Linked DNA regions of Mus musculus: region 1 is linked to region 2. Evidence: chromatin loops called from intact Hi-C (ENCODE). Cell type or tissue: left cerebral cortex. All regions are shown on one strand.

Region 1 (8,000 bases), 100 kb after region 2:
ATAAGAGGGTATGGGGTTGTGGATGGATTAGTGTTGTAACCGTGGGAATGGTTCCCTTATCTCAGGAGTGGAGTTGTTATCAAGTGTATGGGCCTCACTTGCTTTTCTTTCCAGAGTAAAGGCCATACAGATGCCAATATCGGGTTCATAGATTATTGTGTAAATGTCTATGTTTTCCAGCTGTCTTTGGTGATCCCATGAAAGTTTGTTCGTTCAATGTCCCCAATGTTCATGACCCATTGTCCTAGAGTGACAGGCCTTTTCCTGACATATTCTACCCCACCCCCCACCGGCCCGCTGTTTGCAAAGCAGATGCTAAATATCAAGAGATGACAGCACCTCTTGTTGTCTTTCCAACTCAATTCTCCATCACTGCTAAGCCTAAGTTACATGAGAACACGTTCTTGAAGTCACGCCCTAGGAGTGGCATTCCCATAGACAGGCCTGGTGTTCTGTGCAGTCTGGAGAATTATCTACAATACGTGTGCTTTCAGTTTTGAATGAGTGAGTTTATTAAAGTACTAGTATGTAGAGAGATAGAACCCACAACTAGATAACAAAATTGTGAAAATGAGAGTATACACTATCCAGCAAAGAAGCCTGGAGTAGCCTGGTTGACAGAGCAAACAGTACCATCATCAAGTTGGGGGGTTATAAGTGCCCAACAGAATCTACCTGGGAAGCTGCTGTTCCTATGAGCTTTCTCTCTACTGACAAGCTTGCTATGGCTGAACTTTTCCACTGTGGATAATTTTATATCATGAGATAAGCCCTGTTGAACATGGCTTGCCTTCTGTCTGTTCTCCATGACACAATGTCTTCACTCTTGGACTATTTTGACATCTACATCCTTCCATGTCAGAATCTGCAGGTCAGCCCATCATTGGATAATAGATCTTAGAGTTATTTGAGACAAATAATCTCAGGTCTAAAATTGGAACTACAGTGCTTCCCAAGTCAGCTTCCCAGTAAGCCAGAGCAGCATGTGGCAAATTGCCAATATGATGACCAACATACTTGGTGGTAAAGACTTCACTGATCAGTGAAGATGTCCCAGCCCCCTCCAGCAGTGGGTAGAGTCTAGCTACTTGTCCCTTCAGAATTGGCCTCTGAGAGTGACCTCTCTGTGACCCAGGCACAGTTATTGGAAACATTCTTGTGGGCCTGGTTAACACCAGATTAACACCTGGTTAACCCCAGGCCCTGTCATTAACTATGTCTGGTTTTCCAGGCACCCTCCATGGCATCTTGCCTTCCATGAAAGTCCTCAGTCAAGTCCTCAGACACCAACATCATCCTCTGGCATCTCCAGGAATGTAACAAATGTTGTTCAAACATAACACGGCTCTAGTCTATTTATCCGAAATATTTGCCTGGAAATAAAGACCTACTGTCACTGAAATAACAAGCTACAGTACAGGATGTCACACCCAGTACTTATTACTGTCCGTGTGGTGAGACAGATAATGGATTAATAGTAACTTGAGGCTCTAGGACTTGCCTCACTTCTGGTAAATCTTGTTATTTTCCAGCTTAAGACAATGTATTAAGATCCAACAAATTAGCCAGGTAATGGTGATGTATGCCTTTGATCCCAGCACTTGGGAGGCAGAAACAGGAGGATCTCTGAGTACTTGAGACCAGCCTGGTCTATAGAGTGAGTTTAAGGACTGCCTGGACCACACAGAGAAACCCTGTCTTGAAAAAAAAATTCAACAAATTAGGTTGCAGTGCTTTTTAAATTCACCTTTTAAGATATACTTACTTGTAAATTACTATGTGTAAAAACTAATGTTTATAGTGATGGCCACATATATTCATTTAATCTATGTAAACTAAAATATATAGTAAAAAACATAGTTAATATAGTAAAAATTGGTACAAATTTGCATTTGGGTACCCTTTTAGAAACCTTACAGTGTACAAATTGTATTTTTAAAAGATGAGGTGGGAATAATGGTAGATGTATACCTTATTCCCAGCAGAAGCTCCACTGCTTTGGGACGCAAAAACAGGCAGATCATTGTGAGCTTACATTTAAAGCCAGACAGTTCTATGTTGAAAGTTCCAGGCCAATCAGTTACACACAGTGAGACTCTGTCTCAAAAAATGCATGAATAGACTGAAATAGACTGAATATATACTGTTCTTGGGAATACATTTGAAGTTTTCTAGAAGTAACTTTCATTTCACACATGTTCTTTTGAGACAGGGTCTCACCCTATAGCAAGGTAGCCTAAACCTTCACAATGTAGCCCAGGCTGACCTTGGACTCAAGACAACTGGAGCAATCCCTGTTTCAGCCTTCCACAGGTAAGATAACAGGTGCTAGCCACCATTCCAAGCTATCTTGAAGTCATTTTAGGTAACTTTTCCCTTCTCTTGTCTAGTCTGTCATCATCCTACTACCTTAAGTATAACTCTATTGTTATTATAATAAATTAGTTTCCATACTTTCCAGATAGATGAAGAAACACTATCAGCTAGTGTTAAATGCTATTGGTCACAAATTCAAGGGAGCAGCTACTTTTCTTGCTTAGATTTGTGGGGATTACGTCATCTTCTGTTAATATTGTGTGTCCATCCCCATAGGGGACCAGGCAGTGCTTTACTCTATAAATACCCTTCCTTTTCCACTGGGCTTTCTAAGTTGTCTGAAAACTCATTTAACTGAGTGTGTTCAGAGTCTGTCTGATTTTTCTCTCTAGATTCTTCCCCTTGCTCCAGACAGAGGTAAACCTTGCTCCAGCCAGCCTTCTGGATCTTTGTGTTTTTCACTACACATTCTACTGGTCCTGAATTATACATACCATTTTTAAAGATCATTTTAGCAATTGCTGTTGTTTGAGATACAGAGCCTTTTAGAGTCCATCTTGCGTTGAACTCACTACATAGCTAAAGGTGGCTTTGATTTCTGATAGTCCTGTCCCCACATCTTTAGAGCTAGAATTACAGATATCTGCCACTCTGCCTAGTTTATGCAGTGCTAATGATTTAGTCTAGGGCTTGAGCATGCTAGACAAGTATCCTATTAACTGAGCTACATTCCCACACCTCATAAATGTTATTGTGGAAAAACTTACATGGGGACTCAATATGTACATCTTTCTTGTCATTATTCTCCAATAATATAGTAAAGGAACTATTTCTATACATTTCCATTGCATAGGGTAGGATAGATAACCTAGGAATAAGTTAAAGTATGTGGGAGGATGTTTGTAGGTTAGATGCAGCCATGAAGATACATCGTCATACAATGGACTTGAGCATCTGTAGATTTTAATATCCCGGAAGGATCCAAACCTGGCCTTTGTCCCTGTTGTCCTTGTTTTCAGGAATTCTTATACAAAATTTTAAGTATTTATTCTGTACCAACATACAGTCCCTGTACATACAGTCCTTGTATATATTTGCTGGACTTGAAAAAGATAACTTCTTTCAAGTTTCTCGTGTACTTTGACCATATTGAAATACCCAGTCCTCTTATCCTTCCTTTTCCTCTCCTGCTAATCCCCTTCCTCCTCACCTCCTTCTTCTTTCATGACATCTCTATGTGATTTGATGTGTCTATATAGGATCTAAGATCTGCAAGAAAGAGAACAGTGATCTTTTTCTGAGTCTGGCTTATTCTAATTAACGTGAGGATCTCAAGCTGTATCTATTTTTCTTGTAAGCAATACAGTTTCATTCTTCTTTATGGCTGAATCAAATTCCATTGTCATATACACCACATATCCATTATCTATTCATCTGTTGACAGACAACTAGGCTGATTCCTCAAATAGGCTACCAATAAACACAGGCAAGAGTGCCCCCAATAAAAATAGATACTGTATACACACATCGTGAACATAATGCTCAAATGTCACTTCCTCTGTCACACCACCCCTGACTCCCTGAGCCAGATTTAGCAATGTTTTTTCTTCCATATCTTTAGTATACTTTACTGTGTCTAAAAGCAGTTATCAGCCACCAAGAAAATGAAGCAAGATCTTTAAACATCCAAATACAAAACCAGCCTAAGTCAAGGCAATTGCTTCCTGTAGTTTTGGAGTCCCAAGACCTCAAATAGCGCTTGAACACAGTACATGAGTGAATGGCAGACAGAGACTCGGTCTTAGAAATAAATTTAAGTTTCTCTTGAATAAATGGGACTCCAATGAATTTTGCATCAAAAAGGCATGGAACTCCTATAGCACCTATGTATGCATGCTTGAGCGAACATTGCTGTGAGTAGCACCCGTCAGTTTTGCCATCAGTTTTGTGATATCAGTTTCAAATCTCTAGTATAATCCAGTCTCCTCAAAAAGCTAAAACTTATCATTTTTCTGTGACATGGTTAAAGCAAAAACAAACGAAGCAAAAACAAAGAGCGGAGCTGCAAAGGACTTCTGGGCTTACATAGCTTGCAGAGCCCAGCAAGGCAAGAGTTTACCCTGTTCACTCCCATGTCCCCTGTGGAATTATCAAACGACCAGGGAGTGTGGGTGGTAACAAATGAGGAGATTCTTCTCTCTTCCTGTTGAGTCATACCTCCAACCAGAGGAAGTGACCTTAATTTGTGGATAGCTTGTTGTTTGAAATTGGAAGCTACATCACAGCCCTGCTCCTTGTGGCTTTTCCTTCCCAGCTTCATAAATTTCCCTTACATTTGCAGCCAGAGCGAGTTACTTACTGTTTCCCAATCTGGTGTTTGCACAGTACCACAGGCAAAAGTTAATATGTGCTCTGGTTTCCCCAGGGACTCCAGGGCAACAGTTAGGATAGAATTAATCTATCAATGTGGTCTCTAAAAAGCACCTCCAGGCTGGATTCTAGAACAAAAGGCAGAGGGGAACAGGGAAGATCTGTTGGTACCACCATTATCTAAATGGATGCAAATGAAGCCAAATTGAAAATGTCTGGCCTTTAGCGGAGGGATAAGAATCAACAGAGCATCCATTTGCATGTTTTATTGTAATGGTGAATCCAGACACAATGACTGAGCTGGGATACAGGCACCTCAGGAAAGCCATTGAGCCTCACGTTTACTTTCGCTGTCTTGATGGAAGGAGAGAATGGCTAGGCTTTCTGAACATTCATGAGCTTTCAAGCTGGGAGAGCTTGTTGACTGTGTAGGAGAACTTGGCAACGGTGCCAGTGAGCTAGTGAATCCCGCTAGGCATTTTTCCTGTCAGTTTGGGTCAAATGGTGGCTTTTAGGGCTGTGTAACTAACTTTTATTGAACACTAATTCAGGTACAGCACTGAGTTCTTTATATACATTTTATCACTCAAGTCTCCTGGCCCTTGGGTAGAGTCCATCCCCATTTCAACTTTACAAGGAGAAGACAAGTAAATGGGTGAGTCCAGATATAAAAACGCATTTGGCTAATCCCAGAGCCAGAGCTGTGGGCATGTGAAGTCATTACTTTTTCTACTATCAAATCATCTGTTGATTAACTCTTTTCATTCAGTAAAATTTATGGAACAAACCTATCACAAGTTGTTAAGTACCTAGATAGAAGGTAATACAAATATTATCCCAGCTTCCAAGTTCTTGTCTGTAATAAAATGCACTGGAAATAATAAAAAATAATTTTGGTTGTTTTATGAAAGCAGCAGAGGAGGTATTTTCTTGTCATCGTGCTCCTTTTCAGTAACATCCATGTTTCTCCTCCTCTTCCTCCTCCTCCTCCTCCTCATCATCATCATCATCGGGACTCTATTGAATCTTTACTGTGTGGCTGCTACTATACTTATGTCAGAGGTGGTATTAAGGACTGCTGGATCCTGAAGCCTCACATTTTAATAACACATATGTACATGTTCATGTATGTGCATATTTATGTGGGTGCGCAGCATGTGAAAATCAGCAGAACAAAGGATAACCTTGAATGTCCCTCCTCAAGTACTATTCACTTGTTTTGTTTTGTTTTATTTTGTCTTGTTTTGTTTTGTTCGGGGATCTGTAACTGGCCTGGAGCTTGCCAAGCAGGCTGGGCTGGTTGCTCAGTGAGCCCCACAGATCTGGCTATCTCTGAGTGACCAGACCTGGGATTACCAGGCAGTGCCACTGCACCTGGCTTTTGGCACATAGGTTCTGAGGCTTATACTCAAGTCTTTGTGGTTGAAATTGCAAGCACTTTACCAGATGAGCTATCTCCTCTGTTCTTAAAGCCTTATATTTTAGTCAAAGTATCTTCTGAGAATGCTAAAGGCTAAGAAAACAGTGCCTATTTAAAGATTTAAAAAATTATTGTTTGAGAGTGTCATATATATATATATATATATATATATATATATATATATATATATGTCTTGATCAAATCTGCACTGTCTTCCCTCCCCCAACTCCTCCTACACACATCCTACTTTTCTTTCCCAACTTCATATATTCTTTCTTTAAACCCACTGGATATACTTCATGCTACCAGTATGCACATGGGTGCCCCCTGGAGCATAGCACCTTATTAGAAACACATCCCTGAAAAAAGCTGACACTCATTCTACTTCAAAAGCTTTTAATTGCCAATACTCCCTAGCCAGGGGTGGGACTTCATGAGCCCCTCCCTTATTCATGATGGCAATTTGACTGACTTGATCTTGTACAGGTCTGTGTACACAGCTAAAACCGTTGCTGTGACTTCACATGTATAGCAGCCTTGTTATGTCTGAACAACCCTGTTTCACGGCAGTACTCTACAACCTCTGGCTTAACAGTCTTTCTGCCTCCTCTTCTGCAACAATTCCTGAGCTGCTGTCCCATTTAGAGCTGAGCATGCCACAGTCTCTGATTGCAAATTGACTAATTGTGCGTTTCTGTACTATTTATCATCTAATTCAAAAACACGCTTCTCTGATTCTGCAGTTAAAGATAAGCAGGTCAGAGGTAACTCAATATCATTTCCCAGCAGGACTGGGGAGATGGTTTAGCAGTTGAGAACATTTGTGTGGTTTTCGATAGCTGCTAGACAGCTCACAACTGCCTGTAACTCCAGTTCTAAGAGATTCAACACCCTCTCCTGGCCTATTTGGGCACTTGCACATATGCGGTTCACATAAACTTACACAGGTACCAACATATATAAGTAAAAACAAAACAAAATGAAAGAGAAAAAGAAAGAAACAAACAAACAAAACTTGTCCCAGTTATACCATTCCTGGACAAACCCCAAAGGACTGCATCTCCTACTATAGAGATGCCTGCTCATTCGTGTTCACTGATGCTCTATTCATAACATTCAGAAAATGGAAACAGCTCAGATGTGCACCGATGAGTGGATAATGAAAATGTTGTATGCTTACACAGTGGACTATTATTCGGCTATTAAGGAAAATAAACTTATGAAATTTGCAGGTAAATGGATAGAACTGGGTATAATCATTCAAGTGAGGTAACCTAGCCCCAGAAAGACAAATGCCACATGTCTACTTTCATATGTGGGTCCAAGCTTTGAATCTTTAGTTAGCATGCTTAAATTGGAGCACTTGTCAAAGTCTGGAAACTAGAAAGGGGCCATGAGAAGTGGGAGTATCTTAAGATGGGGACAGTAGAACACAGATTATAGTTTGAAGGAGAAAGGAAATAATGGGGCACAGAGGATATGTGCAGAGGAGGATGGGAGGGAAGGCTGAAAGAGGTAGTTAGTGTAGGGAGGGAGACCAACACTAAAGACCTTTGAAAAGCCATATGGAAGCATAGTATTTTAAAAGCTTCCTAAAGCACACACACACTCACATATACTACATACACACCACATGTGTTTGTGTATATGTGTGTATGTGTGTATGTGCATATGTGTATATGTATATATACATACCATATACATACATGATGTGTGTATGTATATATACATATAAACAGCATATATGTGTTGTATGTATGTGTATATATATATATATAGAGAGAGGTGTGGGTTACCTCTACCTCTTGTTCACTGTTGGTCAGTAAGGTTCCGTAGATGCCCAAATATTACATACTATTGTCACTGCTCTTGCTTTCCTTCTAGAACATGACAA
Region 2 (8,000 bases):
AGGGGCAGTGTTTATGTACCCCTAAGCCTTTCACTCACTAGCCATGCAGTTGCGAAAAATTCCTGGAGCTTTCCGGGCCTGTTGCCCACCTCTATAAAGTGTGGGTAACTTTGGGGTTCGTGGGGATGAATGAGACATTGAGTTGGAAGCACTTGGCAAGCTCAGGGTGCTTGTAGAGGTGGCATTGATGCTGCTAATGACACCAGGTAGGAGGCTCACTCTGTAGGGAGGAATGTGACTCTAAGTCAGTGTTACAGACAGACCATTGTTGCCCCGTCCCCTCAAACTGGGATCCAACCCTGGACTTCAAACATGCTAGGCAAGCCTTCTATCACAGAGCAATACCCATCCTCAACTTGGTAGAGATTCCATACACCGGCAAGATCAGGCAGGATTTTATCATTTGAACATATTTAGATACAACAGGAACTCTGTTCACCTCCCTCTTACAGAGGAGGAAACTGAGGTGTGGAGGCTAAGCTTGTTCAAAACACAGATTTAATAAGCAACAGAGTTAGATTTGTGAGTTGGTTGTAGTAGGCCAGACAGTCATGTGACACAAGAACCATTGTCATGTGACAATGACCCCGAGTCTTTAGACCACACTAGTGCAGCATATACCCTTGTTACTAAAAAAATACTGGCTGATTTAAATCCAGTCATAATCTCAGAATGAGCTTTCTTGGCTATATATGGGGTGGAGAGCAGAGATCCTGTGGTTTGAATGTAGTTTTAGTGCATCTCATAAAGGTTCGTGTGTTGGACACTTTGCTCCCACTCTGGTAGTTTCAGGATGTGATAACCAGTAAGAAAAGACATGAGGGCTAAAGGAAATTAGGTCCCTGAAGTCAAGGTGCTTAGAAGGCCTCAGGGAGTGAGTTCTTGCAAAAATGAGTTGCTATAAAAAGATGGATTTTTACCTTTATGGCTTCTTATCTGGCCTTGCAATCCCCCCTTAAAACAAACAAACAAACAAAACCCATCACAATCATTTGCTGTCTGCACCAACACCCTCATCTAAGCTAAGCATAAACCCACATAATACTCTACCTCTAGAACTCTGAGACGAGTCCGCTTTTCTTCATACAATACCCAGCCTCAGCTATTTTGCTACAGTAACAGTAAGCAGATGCAAACGAGGGTAAGAGCTACAAGGCATAAACACTTCCCACCCGTGGCTGAACATGAGCTGATCCCATCGAGTTCTCGTACTGAGCCTCTGCAGTTAGACCACCAGGCTTCGGGAGTTTGATCCTTCAGTTCTGATGAGCACATCTTGTCTAAAACTTATCTTTTAGCTGTTTCACACTTGAAAAAGATTGGGAACTATAATATATACAGCCTACTATTGATCTCAAAATGACTACCCATATAGCATCACTCTTCTGCCTTAAGCACTTTCCCTCTGTTGCTCGATCAATTACTCTGACAAAAAAGCAACCAAAGAGAGAAAGAATTTGCTTTCTGGCTCACGGTTCAGTACAGTCCATCACAGGGAGGAAACCAGTTACGTCACACCCACAACAAAGAGACAGAGAACAGTGGCACACTCTCTCCTTTTCACTCAGCCTGGAACCCTTTCAATGACATGGTGTGACCCTCATCCAGGATGGTTCTTCTCACCTCAACTCACCTAACTCAGCAAATCCCTCACAGAAAGGGCGCTGGCCAACCCAATCCCTTACCTAGAATTCCTCCCCAGGTGACTCCAGATCCTGCCAAGTTGACAACCGCAAACAATGTTACAATCTCCCTTTCCTTCCAATGTCATCTACCATAGGGTTACACACACATACCATAAACACTAGGGCCGGGAAGTTCTTTGGGATAGGGTATCCAGTATACTGTAAACTTTTCTGAGACCTGCCCACTAGAATCCACTGGCATTGTTCCAAAATGGTGACAACCAGCAAATTTCTCGGATATTGACAAATGTCCCTGAGGGCTGGGGGTGGTGGTGGTGGAATTATCCCTGGTACAGAGCTACAGCAGCATTTTGATGGTGATACCTTGTGTGTCCTTTCCACTTTGTTCTATGACCACACACCCTTTAGGATAATCATTTAGCTCTTCCTGGTCGAATGAACACTTTATCAAATAACTTAAACTATTACACAAACCCTAATCGTAGCCCTCCTAAATGGAATCCTAGGCAGGGTGAACATATAATTTACCGTCCATACTGGAGACACAGATATTAGTCAGGGCTCACCCTGGGCAAGTCAACATGATCAACCGACATCCAAGGACCCTCTGCTGTGAGTAAGCAGTGTCCTTGCAGCCAGGCACAATTAGGGTCCTCTTCCAACTGCCTAATTGGATATGAAGTGACAGGAGGCAATTAAAAGCAGCGCATTCCCCCAAGGGCTATGTAACACAGACCCAAATACATAGCTCAAGGCCGAAGAGCTACACAACAGAGGACTGAATTGCCCCTGTGCTCTAAGTGGGTACACTCTCCAAATAATCTCCACCAAGACCAACTTACATAACTTATATCACATTAGAACAAGGCATTGGTTTAAAATAAATGCCTTCCAGACTTGCCTGTACATGCAGAAAGGATCATGGTCACTCCCGAGAAGAGGTTTTTGGGCGTGGTGTGGATATTTCATCCATGTATCTGCACGTTTCCTTCTCAGGTCTCATCACTTGCTTTACATTTTGATCTTATAAGTCCCAATATCGACTATATTCAGAAGTAACTGGGGTTCTCCTAACACACGTGAGAAACTATATTGATAACCTATTTAAGGGAGTACAGCTTAGCTCAACTTGCATTATGCAGAACATCAAAGAAAACAAAAATCAGTCGTCTTCATGAGGCCCCTGCACTCTGCTGAAACACCCACTCCTGACCTCAGCATAAATTCTCCTCCCCAGCAACCGTGTTCTTATGACAGGTCATGTGGTCTGAGTGCTTCTCTCCTCCAGAAGTCATTTATTACAGGAGCTTCCTTCAGAGAAGTCAACAGGACTGCCATTTTCTCTGGAAACTTTACAAAGAGAGCTTGCGGTTTGGTAGGCTAAAAGTTTAATGACCTCCTTCTGTTGAGCCTATAGCTAGGGGTTTATAATGAAAGAGATCACATTATAAGGTGAGAAGACAGAGATAGTTCTCGCTCTGGAACTGACCCAGGTACTACAAACACTATGGAAATTCCTTCTAAGCTGGTACCCTGTGACCAAAGTTCTTCACTTCTCCACAAGGCCACACTGGGAACCAGGCTTCTAGTCCATGAAACTTTGGAGGACATACTCAAACCATATCCATCTAAGCCAGCAATAGCTCTACTATACATACTATACAGTCTTCTTACAATACAAAAGAGTATACAGGACAGAAAATCGGGGCTTTTAAAAAGCGAGAAGAAACCAGACCTCGAAGTTGTTCATTTCTAAGCAAAATACCCCCTACCTGTTATTGACATAAACCCCCACACAGGAAAAGATGTAGTGCTTTTGTGATGTCTATAAAGTATCCCAAGTCCATTTAAAAACTCTATTTCCCACTTATAAAACAGTACTAATAGATACACATTCTATGTGCATTTCAAACTTCTGACAGTAATTCACAATGAAATGACATGTTATGCCACAACCTAAGTGTGGCATCACCCCCACCCCCTAAATCTGGCTCAGAGTTCCATGAAGCCACAGAACTCTTGCCAACTTATCATGGTGCCAGTCTCTTGTCAGATAGTCTTCTAATATTGGTTATGATCATAAAATAGAGTTTATCACCTTCATTCATTAGGAAGTGTGTGTGTGTGTGTGTGTGTGTGTGTGTGTATGTGTGTGTGTGTACATGATATTATAATTACAGGAAGGAAGTTTACAAAAGAAAGTAAGTTTGGCCTCTGAGCTACTAAGATGGCCTTTATCAAGCATCTAGAAACAGAAAAATGCCACCCCAGGATATCTTTGTGATAGCCCAGGAACCACATTAGCTAGAAGGGGCTAGGGGTGGGGATGGGGTAGGGGAAAGTCCTAAAGATTTAGAAATAAATTCACCCCCCCTCCCAAGATCATCTAAAACAAAATAAAAATGGTAAGAGAAAGGAAGGGAGAGCAAAGGGAAGGGGGAAGGGCAGATGAAGAAAGAGGTCATTTGTAGTACAAGCTCCAAGCCTTCACTTCCAGTGCAAAGATAATTGCAATTCTTGAAAATTATTGCAGACTAGATATGACAGTCATGTATTTTTAACTGCCTTTCATGCCCCCCCTGTTTGTGTTGTCGGCTCGCCAAAACTTCCTTTCTCCTCCCTCAAAGACACTGCAAAGCCATAATTAAGTCTGTGCCATCAAATGGACAAGCAGGAGCCCTGAGTTCTGCTAGAAATAGAGGCTACAAATGGTAAACACTCGAGGGAGACCTGGGAAGGTCTTCCCACACTCTGGGCTGCCTGTGAAGTTAGCTCCTCCCACACTTTTCTAGACTCAAGCCTCAAGGGTAATTCTGTACCTGCTCTAGGAGGCCCCTTAACTTTTCTGTAGCTAACCTGTGTGTTGGGAAACAGAGTGACATTTAGGACAAGCACTTGCATGCACTAGAGAATGATCTTCTGCAAACTTTGTGGACAACGACAAAAATCAAACCTCATTGTCATTGTGCTTTAGGTGGATTTCCTTATTTTCTGCCATTGCCTTCTTAAAATACTTTCTACCTGCATTCCCAAGTATATGCAAATGAAGTGGTTAATATGTGTGCAACGTCCTGAAGAAACGACAGGTCTTCTCTGTCCCCCAAAATCCTGAGCTTTTCTTAACCTCTTCTAGGAACTATACATTCACTCCAGGATGAGTGTGTATATGTGTGCCTTTGTTTACAGAAAACCTGCTGGCTCTACTGTAACACTGGATTTGGGAACAACAACGACAAAGCACCCAACTCTTGATTCTACATCAACTCCTACATATCAACTTAAATTTATGAGAGGAAAAAAAAGGCAAGGTGGCTACTGTTGTTGATTTGTTTATTTCTTTCTCTTTATAATCATTAACAGCACATGACTGGTGTGCCTTCTAATGACCCTGCTCTGCCAGAAGTCTAACATGAGACTAGTTGCTAGTAAACTCATTAATGGCACAGTCCTTAACCCTCCCTCTAGGGTCTGCCTTACTATCTCTGGACTATTCATGACGCCTGCAAACTGCGTATCCTGCTTCCCGACATAGATCCCGCTTAGTTCTTTCAGCACACGTATGACAGATCAAAGAGCAGCTTGAGAAGGTTAAGTAAGGCGAAGAGGCTTTTCTTCCCCTCCAGACACTGGATTTGGAAGCTCCACAGATCCACCCCCTTGGGGACATGAATCAGCATGTCAGGGATTGCCCTGTAATCTTGAACACATCCTCTTGAGTTGGCTGGTATGTTTCTGGGGCAAGCTCAGGCTAACCCTGAAGAATCATGCAGGTCTTCCCTTGAGAGACTGAGGCTGTCAGCACCGCGGCGGCGTCTTCCTTCCCCCCCAAGAGGCAACCTTGCAGACGCGGCACTCTGGGTACCAGCAAACACATCAAGTCAACCCGCAAAGTTCAGAGGAGTTGGCTCTGGTATGTTTACAAGTCCTAGCAGATCTCAGGAATGTTCAGGATAATTATTACCGCACCCAGAAGCGCCCAACCCAACCCTCTCACATCTGGAAGGAAGGAAGCGGCTACACAAAGGAGAGCGAGAGAGACCTCCTCCTGCCACTGAATTCTTAGACCAGAGGAAGACTGGAGCCCAGCTCTTCCCTCTTTGTAAAGGGACCTAGCACTAGTCAGCAGCATCTTTAAAAGTGCAGGAAGCCCTTTGCAAAGGAAGACGTTGGCCACTAGTCCAAACAAAACAGCATTTCTCAAATTAGGGTTAAATGTGCCTTCTCCGATGAAAATAAAAAGTGAAATGCTCCAGAAAATGGACAGAGAGCAGTTCACACGCACACAGCCTCTCCAATACAGGCGCGCTTAGGATGTGACACGCCTATTTACAAAGGGTGGCCAAGCCAAACCCTGGACGTCCTCAGCTAAGGCCAGGGACCCCTCCCTCAGCTTTTCACCACCTTCGGATGGCTTCCCCGGACAGAAGTGTCTGGGATTCAACGATTCATCTCCCTACCTCCCACCAAAGCAAAAAGCGCGTGGTCCAACGCGGCGTGTTCTCAAACCCCACCAGCGTCAAAGCATCAGACCCGCCAAACTTCCTGTCACTACACTGCCAGAGCCACCAAAGAGCGGCGCCAAGTGCCTAGGAACTCCAGTCCAGGCTGAACCAGCCCGGGAGCTTTGGGGCGGGGCTTCCCGGTGGCAGGAGATTGGGGACCAGCTCTGCGGGTCCCCAACCTGCGCGCGCCGGGGGGTGGGGGGTGGCGGCGCACTCTGCGCTCCTAATGTGGAACCTCGGCCTCCTTCCTCCAGCGACAGCGCGCTCTGATAATCCTGGGACAGTCGCCTACCTACCTGCTCAGCCGCCTCCTTCCTCGGGCGAGCTGGGCTGTTGTCGCCTTGCTACTTTATTGTCTGCGTTGCGCAGCGCGCGGGACCCGGGAAATCCTCTCCGCGCCAGTCCCGCAACTCCAGGGCGCGCGGCGCCTTCCTCTGCAGCAGCTGTCTTCCTCTCGGTCCTCCTCCTCTCCGCCCAGGCTTGGGCTCAGCGTCAGAGCCGCGCAGCTCAACTCCACGGCGGCTAGCCGGGCAGCCAGAGCTCTCAGCATCCCCTGGCCCGGTATCCTTACCAGGATACCCACGCTCCGCGGAGGAGCCTCGAGCCGCCTTCCCCACCTTTCTCAGTGTCCCCACCTCCCTCAGTCCAGCCTCTAGCCGCTGTCAGCACCGGCTCTCCACCGATCTCTCTGCACTGCCCCCGCCCGTCGCCTCTCCGGGGGCCAGGGCGGCCCTGCCAATGAGGCTCGGCGGATGCGCTGTTCCGGCCCAGTCATTGTATCGGGAGGAGGAGGGGGAGCGAAGCAGGGAGGGGGCGCTCGGCCCCGCGGTTGCAGCTCGCCTGGCCTTCTGCGCGCGCACAGGCGACGGGTAATGAATTTAAGAGAATCTTGGGGTGCATCTAGGAGGCGGCCGGAAAGCTAGCTTCTTTGCATCACCCTAACTTTGAAGCACCATAGGACTCTCTATTGTACTTCCTGGATTTAGGCATCCCGAGACCTTAGGATAAGGGAGACCTCATAACCTGGAGAAATGACTGGATCTTAGACTCTTGCAATCAGATGGCTCTGAATGAAAGAAGAAAGAGGAAGCGGTGTCTGATACTGTCCCACAGTAGACAGTTATGATATGGCATTTAATTCTCTATCTGACTCGGAGGTGCTGTGTTGCGATTTCTTTGAAGGCTCAAAAAAATTCTCTCCAAACAGCTAATAGTGACAGGGCAGAGGTCGCAGTCTAATCTGATGCTGACCTTAACACAGTGATTGGGAGAAGGAAAGGGGGAAGCAGTTCATGAAAGACCCCAACTAAGATTTATCCAAGCCGGGCGTGGTGGCGCACGCCTTTAATCCCAGCACTCGGGAGGCAGAGGAAGGCAGATTTCTGAGTTCGAGGCCAACCTGGTCTACAAAGTGAGTTCCAGGACAGCCAGGGCTATACAGAAAAACCTTGTCTTGAAAAACCAGAGAGACAGAGAGAGAGAGAGAGACAGAGAGAGAGAGAGAGAGAGAGAGAGAGATTTATCCAAATGAGTTGATAGGGGAAAAGGCTGTGCAAATCCTAAAGCTCTTTTAACCCCCCCCCCCAACCAAACACACACACATTTCTCTGGGTACTTGCAGTTAATTCATTTTTCAAAGTAAATCCATTACAAAACTAATTATCTTCAACTACACAATTATATAGCTCTGTGTTTTGTTGAACAGTTAGTTGACTTATCACTTGTGAGTCTTTAATCTCTCGGCAATACTGGATTTTTACTTTCCTCCCTTTCTTGTCTTCTTCTGTCCCCGCTCCTTTGCCTGTTTTCCTCTTCTTAACAGAACGCAGTCCTACACACTTTGAGGCAGGGA

What was found. Peaks named below come from ENCODE experiments on the same cell type or tissue, not always from the same donor. Only the 100,000 strongest peaks of a DNase experiment are listed, where the experiment ranks them.
Region 1: a loop joins it to region 2, with 2.1 times the contacts of the local background. A loop is called at or near these places in 3 of 42 quality-filtered maps.

What each region holds. Positions count from the first base shown.
Region 1 is chr6:97,713,757-97,721,756 of GRCm38, forward strand. No RefSeq gene overlaps it. Among named protein-coding and RNA genes, the nearest start is that of Gm24565, 13 kb to the right of the region's middle. In left cerebral cortex, no CTCF peak of the experiment used is centred here; DNase peaks (open chromatin) are centred at 4,562 and 5,125.
Region 2 is chr6:97,610,746-97,618,745 of GRCm38, forward strand. It overlaps Gm32247 (a long non-coding RNA gene), which reads left to right and starts at 5,741. Exons shown (of 4, transcript XR_003956339.1): 1 at 5,741-7,017; 2 at 7,971-8,000. It also overlaps a transcript of Frmd4b not described here. In left cerebral cortex, no CTCF peak of the experiment used is centred here; DNase peaks (open chromatin) are centred at 4,376, 5,453, 5,732, 6,250 and 2 more places; H3K4me3 peaks cover 2,014 bases; H3K27ac peaks cover 546 bases.